Linked DNA regions of Homo sapiens: region 1 is linked to region 2. Evidence: chromatin contacts called from ENCODE Hi-C data. All regions are on one chromosome and are shown on one strand. The core of a region is the stretch at or near the end of the contact, and the rest is flanking DNA. Distances in the headings are between cores, read along the strand shown.

Evidence for each region. Hi-C counts contacts between places; a loop is a spot of excess contacts on that map. Pooled maps may share reads with other maps.
Region 1: a loop to region 2 is called in a pooled map, with 6 times the contacts of the local background. The contact joins the promoter of ZDBF2 here to the promoter of KANSL1L in region 2. A Hi-C loop is called at or near these places in 6 of 50 pooled maps.

The regions. Positions count from the first base shown.
Region 1 is chr2:206,270,793-206,276,857 of GRCh38, forward strand. It overlaps ZDBF2 (zinc finger DBF-type containing 2), which reads left to right and starts at 3,871. Exons shown (of 5, transcript NM_020923.3): 1 at 3,871-4,154. RefSeq lists silencers at 3,766-3,825, 4,106-4,565 and an enhancer at 4,229-4,728.
Region 2 is chr2:210,168,383-210,174,274 of GRCh38, forward strand. KANSL1L (KAT8 regulatory NSL complex subunit 1 like) reads right to left here and starts at 3,027. Exons shown (of 15, transcript NM_152519.4): 1 at 2,767-3,027. RefSeq lists enhancers at 2,052-2,686, 2,114-2,293, 2,687-3,322, 3,323-3,956 and silencers at 2,484-2,793, 2,914-3,243.

The sequences.
Region 1 (6,065 bases), core at 2,621-5,120, 3.9 Mb before region 2:
TCCTGAGCTCAAATGATCCGCCCGCCTCAGCCTCCCAACGTGCTGGGATTACAGGTGTGAGCCACGGTGCCCGGCCCACAATTATTTTAAAATAATGATTTGGATGGGGCATGTGCATGAATCCCTTTATGCTTAAAGAAAACATTTTACTTTTTAAAGACCTAACATGCCAGGCTTCGGGGTAAAAGCTTTATAATGACCTCACCTGACTGTAAATAGGTAGAATGAAGCACACAGTAATAGAATTTGGGAAAAGACATAGTCCACACTCTAAATTGGTGAAATCTCAATTCTTTTATGACCCAGCTATGAGATCTTGTTTTTTCCAAATAGCCTTTCCTTAAGACATTAGCCTAATATTAGCTTAAATGGCTTACAAAATGTAGACATTATTGGAGTGCTTTCTAGACACAAAAGAGCAGGTTTTGGTGTTCCTTAAAAGAAGGAAGCATGTGAAATAACACATACTCAGCACTTTTTTCTCCCTGGACCAAATATGTTGGGGGAGGAAATGAAGTACATACAAACCCAATCCTGATCTCTAAGGTCCTTTAAATATGTTTAGATGTGTAATGTGTTTAGATCTGTAATGGGTTAATAAAGAATTGAGGGGGAAATTACAACTTTTGGAGCTTAACCTTATAGATAACTAAGCTCTCCCACAAAACGTGCCCATTGCCAGTAGACGGAAATCTGGTTTGTGCGGACTGCTGATCTGATGCAGAATGGCACTCCCTTTGATGTTTTATGATAGTATCATGTTGGAAGAAAAATTTTGCCAACTAAACTATAACACAATTTCTTGTAATTTAGTGTTTTTCTTTTTTTCTTTTCTTTTTTCTCTTTGAGACAGGGTTTTACACTGTTGTCCAGGCTGGAATGCAGTGGTGCGATCACGGCTCGCTGCAGCCTCTACATCCCGGGCTCAGGTGATTCCCCCGCTTCAGCCTCCTGAGTAGCTGGGACTACAGGCATGCACCACCATGCCTGGCTGATTTTTTTGTAGTTTTTGTAGAGATGAGGTCTCGCTGTTTCCCAAGTTGGTCTTGAACTCCTGGGATCAAGCGATCCTCCCGCCTTAGCCTCCCAAATTGCTGGGACTACAGGTGCGAGCCACCATACCTGGCCTATTTTTATTTCATACTCAGTAAAAGAGCACTCTCAGACTTTGACACATTTATTATGCATTGATCTTGTGAATGCATAAAAAGAGACATATAAGTAAAATTGGTTTAGGTATTTCAGAAACTTCATATTCGGAACTCAACTTTCATTTTATTTATTTTTTTAATTAATTAATTTATTTATTTATTTTGAGACGAAGTCTCACTCTGTTACCCAGGCTGGAGTGCAGTGGCACGGTCTCAGCTCACTGCAACCTCCGCCTCCCAAGTTCAAGTGATTCTCCTGCCTCAGCCTCCCCAGTAGCTGGGATTACAGGCATGTACCACCATGCCTGGCTAATTTTTGTGTTTTTTTTTAGTAGAGATGGAGTTTCGCCATGTTGGCCAGGCTGGTCTCAAACTCCTGACCTCAGGTGATCCGCCCACCTCGCGCTCCCAAAGTGCTGGGATTACAGGCGTGAGCCACCGCGCCAAGCCCAGAGCTCAACTTTTATGAATCACTTTTTGAATCAGTTGTCCATGGCTGTAGCTTTCCACCAAAAGTGTTGGTGATGCATCTAACTTTAAGAATGCTCCAGCTGGGCACAGTTACAGCTCATATCTGTAATCTCAGCACTTTGGGAGGTGAATGTGGGAGGATCCCTTGAAGCCAGGAGTTCGAGACCAGCCTGGGCAAAAAAGTGAGAACCCCCATCTCTACAAAAAGTAAAAAAATTAGCCAGGCATGGTGGCACACGCCTGTGGTCCCAGCCACTTTGGAGACTAAGGCAAGAAGATCGCTTGAGCTTGGGAGGTCAAGGCTGCAGTGAGCCGTGTTTGCGCCACTGAACTCCAGCCTGGGTGACAGAAGGAGACCCTGTCTCAAAACAAAAACAAAAACAAAAACAAAAAACAGAGAGGGAGAGAAAGGAAGGAAGAATGCTGCACTATTGTATGCAGGATTTTCTTCCAAGCAGCTGATCTTATTCTGCAAGTTTTGATGCTGGCACCTTCTTGATCTCACCTGAATATGTCAATTTTGTGTTTTCACGCAAAACATTCAGGACTTGTTTTCCTCCTTCAATGGTGTTATTGAATAAAAGCTGTAGGGGTTGTAACTGACTAATCAGGCTATCAAGAATAATATCGAAGTTATTTCATTTTTGGGGGGTGCAAGTAGGCTTAGTATTTAACTGTTCATATATGGGTTCCCAAAATCCATCAAGAATGAATGTACTTGGTAAGTAACTCAGGGCTCCCAGAAGACTACTAGTTCTTAGCCAGTCCCATCTCTTTCTTTTCTAAATGCTGGGGAAATCTCTTTTTGGTCCTAGGAAAATCTTCTCCAGGCAAATCTTCCCTCTTTCCCTAGGAAAATCTCTCTCCAAGTTTGAGTGACTTTTGTCTGTTAATTCCCTTCCTCCTAGGGTTATGGGTTTTATTAAACAATGCACTTATCTCAGTTGAAATGAGGACAACCTGCACAGCAACATCCACGTTGTAATACGTGGAGGTAATGACAACCAGGTCTGTACTGCCACCCGGTCAACGAGAGTTTATAAGATGCATCTTGATTTCACAGATGTTAAAATGTGGGGAAAAACATGGCTTAGCATCTGTGAAATACATAATGTCATGGTGCTTCGATCAATGTATAGTGGATTTTCTATAATTCCAAAGTTGGGATGTGGAAAAAACTTGCCTTAAAAGAAATCCGTACTTTTTGGTATGTTAAATCTAAGGGAGGTTATAAATCGAACAGTTGCAGGAGCCCAACTTTAAAGTGAGAGAAAGATGTAGTGGGGGAAGAAGGAGCTGAGAAATACAGAAAGAATAAAAACAATGGACGCAAAAGCAATAGGCAAGTTTTTTTGTTGTTGTTCTTTAAAGGGACAAAATCACAAGCTTACTAAAAAGGGTAACGACAATTACAGCTACAGCCAAAGAGCAAAGTAGCTCATTTTAAGATTATTTTTACATTAGACATAAGCTTTGCAACAGGGCCTCTCTCCATTTTAGTAAAATTGGTTTAGGTGTTTCAGAACCTTCTTATCGCAGATTATAATTTCATATTCAGTAGTGTGATTCATTTAGGTTTGTGATCTCCGTTACACTTAAACTGTTTTTGCTCACAACTATATTCGTAATGGGGTAGCGCAGTGAATATAATTGCATGACCTAATGTTGTTTGTTAATATTTGTAACCCTTTAATGTGCAGGATAGATCTTTGAATACCTAACTTCCTTAAGCCTCAGTTTTCTCAATTTGTCAAAGGGGGACAATAATAGGATTCATTCAGAGTTACTCTGAAATGAAATGCAATAATGTATAGAAACCTTAAACGGTGCCTAGCACAGAGCAAGCGCTCATTGAACAGCAGCTTTTGTGAGATGCACCTCACTATGAAATAGGCATGGAAACGGAAACGACTAGCTCTCTTAGCCCCGTTTTCTTTTCTACATTCATACGTTGCTTTGAATTGGCAAGCAGTTTTTATTTGGACCCTCAAACGCTAAAACCTTGGTCTCTACTTCGCGTCCCAACTGTGCTTATGAGTCTAGTCATTTTTGTTGGAACGCGATAGATTTCCCAAGCTCCGGAGTGGGGCCCTGACCAGGGAGGAAGTGTCCGCTTTAAGAGCTTCTGGAGGGGAGGAAGGGGCTCCTCCGCCCGGGTGGGAGAGTGAGTGAGTGGGTGGGCGGGCAGGGGGCGGTCCCGCCGCTCCTGCGTCAGAAGGGGTCTGGTTTTCGCACCTTCCCTGACGTCAAACCTCCATCAGGGTTGCAACGCCACGTTGCCTTGGATGCCTGCGTGAGTGGAGTCGCGACTCGGGGCCCGCGTCCTGAGAGACGCGCTCCCGCGCCGCTTCTCGCCTCCGGACCGCAGGGGCCGAAGTCGCCTATTTCTGGCTCCGCGGGCAGCGGGGCCGTGGCGCTCGGACGGTCTGGGATTCGGGCGCCGCCGCGGAACCGGAATAAGAAGGGAGAGCGCCCGGCTCGGTCCTCGGTCTCCACCGCGGCCCGGAAGGAATCCGGGCAGCCTCCGCGGAGGTGAGTGCCGCGGCGGGGGCGGGGCGCGGCCGGGGCGACGCCCGCGGGCGGGGCCTGCTCGCCGGGCGCCCGGGGCGCCTTCTTCCCGAGGGACGCCAGGACCGCTCGCTGGGCTCCCGCGGCCGCCTCGCAGGTCCTCGGCTTCCCCCCACCCCGCGTCCCTTTCTGCCCCTGCTGCGTGAGAGGTGTCGGCGGCTCCGGGCCGGGATCGAGGTGGCGGGGCGAGGGAAGGAGGTGGGGCGCAGGCTGCATTGCGCTTCTGTCCGGGGCCCTGGGTCAGAGGGGCCGGCGGACGAGGCCTCGGGTCCGGGCTTGGGGAGGGGGCGGTCTGCGGGGTCGGATTGAGGGCCGGGAACCCGCGGAGTCTTGCCCCTGGGCACCTGTGGGGCCGAGATCCCGAGCCACCTGTCCACACACCCCCTTCCCCCAGTGCCCTGCGTTGGGTCCAGCTGGCCCCAGACCTAGGCCTTTCCCAGCCTCGGGCGATTATAGTTTATTTGAAAACGTTTGATTTTTGTGTTAATGATTCTTTTACTACCGCCGTGCAACAGTTGTGTAAATGTGGTCGTGTTACGCCATCGTTTTTACTTGCTCCTAAGAAGGGCCTTACCAGCTCCTGCGATTATCTCACGCGATGATTCTTGGTAGCTCGTGAAAAAAATGCATAACAAGATACTGGTTCTCAAGGGACCAAAACCCCACCCCCACCTAAAGGAAATAGCTTGTTTTTGTTTTTCTTTTTTACAGCAATATGCTACGTGTGGGGAGGGGGAGGGACGATGGAGGCAGCCTGTAGCGATCTCATCCTCGAGAGAATCTGCTAACAATTTGGGGGGTATCTTTCCTTCCTTTTTAATTAATACACAAACATATATACGTGTGTTACATAAGGGGTGTTTATTTGCTTTTTTCACTTAATACGTGGAAGACCTTTTCTCTATCGTTTGAACCTAAAGCCTAGAAGGCAAGAAAGCAACTCGTTAGAGAGTTGATAAAGTATCACTGCAGTGGCCAGTGATTTGGATAGAAATAAGCTGAATTCAGGGTAAGAACTGGTTTCTATAAAATATGGTTTACTCTGCATAATAATTGGAGGCAGTGTTTTTTCAAACTGAGTTTTTTCAGCCGGTTCGTGAATGGTGAAATTAATTTAGTCATGACTAGCATTTAAAAAAAAATAAGATCGCATAAAAAAATCAGAATGCATTATATGTAATGAGAGTATTGTTTTGTGAAAAATATTTTAACTGTGCGCGTGTGCATTGTGAAATTTAGTGGGTCGTGACTAGCATTAAAAAAAGTAAGATCGCATAGAAAATATCAGACTGCATTACATGTAATGAGAGTATTGTTTTGTGAAAAATCTTTTAAGTGTGCGTATGTGCCTGTGCGTGTGTGCTCGGTTGTAATTAAAAATTTATTGGTTCCTGTGTGTCATGTTAAATAATCTTGAGAGTCGCTAATCCAAGGTACTGTCAGCACTCAAATGAGCAAGATGCAATTAAACTAGACATTAGTTTTATTTTTTCTTTGGAATAGTGGTGATGTTGATTGCAGCAAATAAGAGTCCTAATTATTTGTTTTCACCTAATATTAAAACAAGTAGTATTCCTAAAAATACAGAGAGGAAGTGTCTAAGTCGTTAAGAGGTTAAAGCATAAACTACTCAAATTGACCAGTGATCACATCTCAGTTACGCTGGTTATTGGTGTGAGACCTGCAACAAGATACCTCTTTTCTCTCAACCTCAGTTCCCTGATTTGTTAAATGGGAATTAATCATGGCAGCTACCTTATAAAGCTGTTTGTTATTTAGATGAGATAATGCACAGGAAGCTGTTGACAGAGCGCCTGGCTCAGATTAAGTACTAAGTATTAGCTATTATTATTTTATTAAGACTGAATAGAGGTG
Region 2 (5,892 bases), core at 1,777-4,276:
TTACATATTATTTATAAGATTTATGTGGTAGATTAAAGGGCATAAAGGATCCTATAGGCAATAAGAAGTGAGCTACCAAGAACCATCTCAATAATAAAGGAACTTCAGATAGCAGGCATCATTTTTTGTCAAACACAGTAAAAGCTACAAGTGAAACTACATTGATCAGTGAAACCTTTACGTTAATTTCATAGAAGACAGATGAATGAGTAAAGGAAATGAAATAATCTAAGGTATCATGATAAATGGCATCAAAATTGGATGAAGTTCTTGGATAATGCAGCAGTTGGGCTATGAGAAGTTAATTGACCTTCTGGTAGACAACTGTGATCAGATCACTGAGGCCTCACCTGAATGAAAAAGTAGTAAAAGTTATGAATCCAACAATAATAGTATATTACTAACAATGTACTAGTAAACTGAGTAAAACAAAAAGCAAAAGACAATTTCCTGATCTTCCATAGATAAAAAAGATAAATATTAGCCCACTGGCAAGTATTTATTGAGCACCCACTAAGTGATCTGCAGCATGTCAAACATGAAATATATTTCTTTCTCTCAAGCACTTTACAATAAGTTAAAAAATAAAAGATACATCACAGATTAGAGTGAAAAAATTTAAAATGCAAATTAAAGCAAGGTTTTTAGTTTTAAAGCCTAATACTAGGTGATAAACAAAGACATAATGGGAGGCACACACATACCACTAGATCACTGTAAATCAATACAACATTCTGTAATTTGGTGATGACATAAGAGCCTTAAAAAACACACACACAAACAAACAACAAAAACAGACTCTTTGGCCCAGTAATTCCTCTTCTACAAATCTAAGGGGGGGAAATTTCAAAGGTTTATGTAAAAGGATATTGTCTGTAGTGAAATATACACTAGCAAAACCAGAAACATCCCACATACGTGCCAACAGAAAAAATTTAAAATATGATAGTTACATGGCGAAATGTTAAGCAGCTATTAAAAATATTTTTCAAAGAATAATGATATGCGAATGTCTGAGTTAAATGAAAATACCATGTGGTCTCAGTTTTAGGAAAAATACACATATATGCAGACAGAAATATTTAAAGTACAAAATATTTATAGTTTTCTTATTTGCACTCATCTATTTTCCAATTACTTTATAATAATAAGATTTAACAAAATAATCGATTGTTATTTGCAAAGGCGCATCATGAAACAAAATTAAAATGTAAATGTTAAAAGTCAATGTGAGAGAATTGGCCTGGATTAAGAAGTTTCACATAAAAAATTACTCCAGACAGTTTGCGGGAGAGAATAATCTATGTAGATTAAAACCATGAGGAAATGGTTGCAGACGCTGACACTGATCTAAGTAGGTGGAAACTGAGGGAGAACCAAAGATAATGGTTACAACAGATTTTAAAGATACTCAAATATATTCTATTTCATGATTAATTCATTGTTTATATTTCCCCAACATGTGGGCTTTTAAAAAATTCACTTTTGTTATAAAAATAACACTACTTGGCAATTGGTAGAGATTAGGAATCACTTTTCCTAATACAAGGCATTTCTTCTTTCTTACAATCTCTTAAGACAGAGACCATATTATGAAACTTTACAAAAACGAAACAAGTTTGACATCAGAGAGGTGACTAACCCAAAGAAATGGCTAGTTATTAAGAACGGGAAAGGCAGAGACCACTCACTGTTAAGCCTCTTTCTCAATACTGAATTATTTTTAGAGTCATTTTTTCCTAGTCAGAAATTGCCAGTTTTGTCTGCAGTGCTCACTTCACTTAGGTTTTGTGGCTAACAAACCTGCCCCATCCAGCAATATTTAAAATTATTACTGACCCAAACTCAGATGAAGTTAAGCAAACTGGCTAAAGACGAAGGAAGTTTGTCTCCTAAACCTCGCCAGAACATGAATGTCCTGAAGTTTGGGGAATCAAAAACGGAATGTGCTTACCACAGTTCAAACAAAAAAACAAACAAAAACGGACTCTCCCAGAGTAAGAAAACATTACAAGAACGTCCATCCAGTGCCTGCCCTCCCGACTGCAAAGCCAGCCTCTTTCCTTTCCTGTGGTTTCTGAAACGGCCAGGATACCGCCTGGTATTTCTTGCTACCAAACACCACGCAATCTGACTTTTTCCAGCAAGACCGGTCCCTTCCTCAGCACACCGGTGACACAAACTTGGAAGCACCGTCCCTCAAAAATCCCCTAGATTCTGCTCTATCCCATCTAACTCTAAAGCCCAAATCTACGTTTTCCTGAAAGAAAGTGTGAAATAAATAAAATAGGGGTCTCATCAAATCCAGTGGGCTCCGCCTCAGAGCCGCCTCAAAAGAGCCGTCACCACACCCCCAATGGGTGAGGCTCAGCCGATGAGGCAAGAGGCGGGTCCAGGAAACCACGTGTTCTGCCTTCTGCGCACGCGCCAGCCAAAACAAAAGGGAGGTCTGCCAAGCCCCACCCCCCACGTGACCGGCGTCCAGGTCCGCCCCCACCCCTCCCTAGACCCCTTCCCTCCCCAGCTGCCAAGGCTGTTAGGTTTAGCCGTTTAAATTTGGCTGCGGTCAGACCCCCGCCCTAGAGCGCGATCCCGTGCCGAGACCAGAGTCCAGCAGCCCAGAGGATTCGGGGGGCGAAGGGGCTGCCGGTCGGTCGCCTGACCCGCAAGTCCACCCGGCAGTCTTCTCCCCTCCCCGCGCTGCCGCCGTCCCCAAGAGGGAAGACCCACCCCCGTCATCCCGCCGCTGAGACGCCGGCCACTCGCCTGCTGGGGCGCCCTGGCTCCCCTCCGCCGCCGCACCTTCGGTCCGGCCGTGGTGGGGGCTGCTGAGGTGATCTCTAGCTGCCCGCCCGCCTCCCCCACCCGGGGCGCCGCTGACTCGTCTCCAGAGCGCGCCCCGCTCCCGCCCCGGCCGCCGCCGCCGCCGCCGCCGCCGCCGCCGCCGCCGCCGCCGCCGCGGTTTAACAGTCCGCCCGCTGCCCGCAGCTCCGTGCGGCTCGGGGGGACGGAACCCTGCCGCGGTCTGGGAGCAGTGGGCGGGGCCCGGCGCTAGCCAATGGCAACGGGGGAGGGGCAGCGCCATGCAAATGAAGCGGGTGGCGGGGAAACCCCGGCAGGGGGCGGGGCCTGCAGAAGCGGCTCGGAGTGTTCTGGAAGTGGCAGGAGCACGACTCCCTTAACTCTGGTGCAGGGTTTACCTCGGCTCCCTCGGGACGGGTTCCGTGCAGCTCCTGCTTCCTCCCTTCTCTTTCCCAGTGCCATCCCTGGCGAGGGGGAAAAAAAAAAACACGGCCAGGAGACTTCCCACCCCTGCTTTGCTATTTTTGTACCTCCGTGACAGAAAAACAAAACCCTGAGGAAAAGTCAGGCGACTTCATTCCCTGCCGTCCGCGCCGGGGCCTCGACTACTGCTGGCGTCCGCGGCTTTCGCCCGCCGCTCCACAGGCGAGTTTTAAGAGATTTCTCACAATTGTCAAGTCCGCAAGTCTCCGTGCGTTTGCTTTTATTTGGGCCGTGCGTTCAAATGCGCTCATAATTCTTTCTGACCCTCAGAGGGGCCCTGAAGTAGGTGACAAATTTGCCTTGGATCCAACTGGGTGGTTTTATGATTAAAAAAAAAAAAACAGACAAAGCAGTTTTAAGTCTCTACAAATCTGGTTTGAGTGGCGCTGGACCTAACTCCCCTCTGCAGTAACGCTGTCAAATAAACAAACGGAGTTTATGTGGAGATAGTTGGCCAGCGACACCCAAAAACACTTCTGAGCGTCTTGCACCTGGCCCCGCGAACCGCTCACCACAAAACAAACCTGCACCTGGGCACTTCCCCAGCCAAGAACTCGATTTTTTTAAAACTGAACTCTAAATGTAGCTTCTTAGATGTTGTATCACAGTCTTTCCTAAGCACCGAATTTACACATGAAATGATTTAAGGAACGAAGAGCACTAGGCTTTTTAAGCCAGAAGGATAATAGCCATTATTTTAACCTTATCAATTGGATAAGATCCCGGGGGCGGAAGAGGGGAGAAATCCAAGGAATTGCAGTCATAACAAAGCGTAATCCGTAACATAGATAACTGGAATTGGAAAATTAGCTACTCGTTCCTGGTTCTTCTAGTAGATTGTGATATTACTGAAATAATTTTTATGACCAGCTGCATTTATTGGAGCTATATTTTTTTAATTACTGAATAATTGCACCTCGATATGGGGCAAGGGAAGAATTTTAGGAAATTGATTTACTTTCATTGTAATAAAAATTGTAAGCTAATGATGTGTTGTGAAAAATAATTAAATCAGTAAGTATTTATTGGATATTTACCATATTCAAAGGACTGTCCTAGTCCCTGGGGACAGAAATGCAAAAATGAATAAAGTATTTTTTAAAGTTTTGTTTTTTTAATTAGCAGTTTGAGACATCTAATAAGCATGTGTTAAGATAGATCAAAGGAAGATTCTGGATTTGAGTTGGACGTTTAAAAGACTTAAGAGAGAGGAGGAAGGCATCAATAGTTCAGGAGATAGTGTCCTTGGGTGGTTTGAGGAGATGTTGTGTGAATATTTGGGGGGCAGAAAAGTACATTGTCAACTAGATTGAGTAAATCTTGAATGACAGGAATTCAGATTTTAACCTGAAGGAACTGTAGAGACATCAAATCATTTAATGGTAGTTTTCTCCTGTGAAATAATTTTTTGCTACCAAACAAAATATTTATATATTTGCCAAATGTTTATTGAACACATGTTTTGTGATGGCTAATGAAGATATATTAGTAAACAAATTCCCTGTCCTCATGGAGTTTATAGAGGATGACAAAGGGATTAAGCTTTGTAACTACACAAATAGTGATTCATACAGCATTTCTACATATATTATGTAATTTGTTCATCACATAGCCGTGGGAGGTAGGCTGTTTCCAATACTCTAGATTAATTTTTTTTTTTTTTTTGAGACGGAGTCTCACACTGTCTCCCAGGCTGGAGTGCAGTGGTGCGATCTCGCCTCACTGCAAGCTCCGCCTCCCGGGTTCATGCCATTCTCCTGCCTCAGCCTCCCGAGTAGCTGGGACTACAGGCGCCCGCCACCAAGACCGGCTAATTTTTTTTTTTTTTTTTTGTATTTTTAGTAGAGACGGAGTTTCACTATGTTAGCCAGGATGGTCTAGATCTCCTGACCTGGTGATCTGCCCGCCTCGGCCTCCCAAAATGCTGGGATTACAGGCGTGAGCCACAACACCCGGCCGCTCCAGATTAATTCTTTTATCTTCTAGTCAGCCCTGCCGCCTGCTAAATGTTACAGACCTTAAATAAATATTTCAATCTATCAAGCTATCATACATGTACATTTTCCCTATTTTATATTCGGTTTAATAGGAATGTGGGGAGATGATTAACAAAATAATACAGGTTTGATATAAAATATATAGGAAAGCACAAAGAAGAAAACCACAATCATATGCAAAGTCTGTTGTATTTTATATGTATGACACTGTGCATACTGGTTTTTTATCCCATTTAGCTACATGTTAAGCACACTATCCCTTGACACTGAATATTGTTCTAAAGCATGATTTTATTATTTGTAGCATATACATGCGAGTTTTCCAGACACTATAGAATATCAGTTCTCCTTATTACAAAAATTGATATACTGAATCATTTGTCAAATTATTTTCTATATTACTCAGCAACAGCCTGAAAAGTGCATGTAGTTAATGTTTTTTTAAAATCAAGGACATATCATTTAGAAGGTACATTAAAAGCATTCTGATTTCCAAGAAAAAATATAACAGTGGTAAGAATAGAACACTTTAAAATCCAGCAAGAACAAGGAGAAGTAAAGGGCACCATTCTTGCTGACATAATAATTACCTATCTGGAAGCTTTAAAAA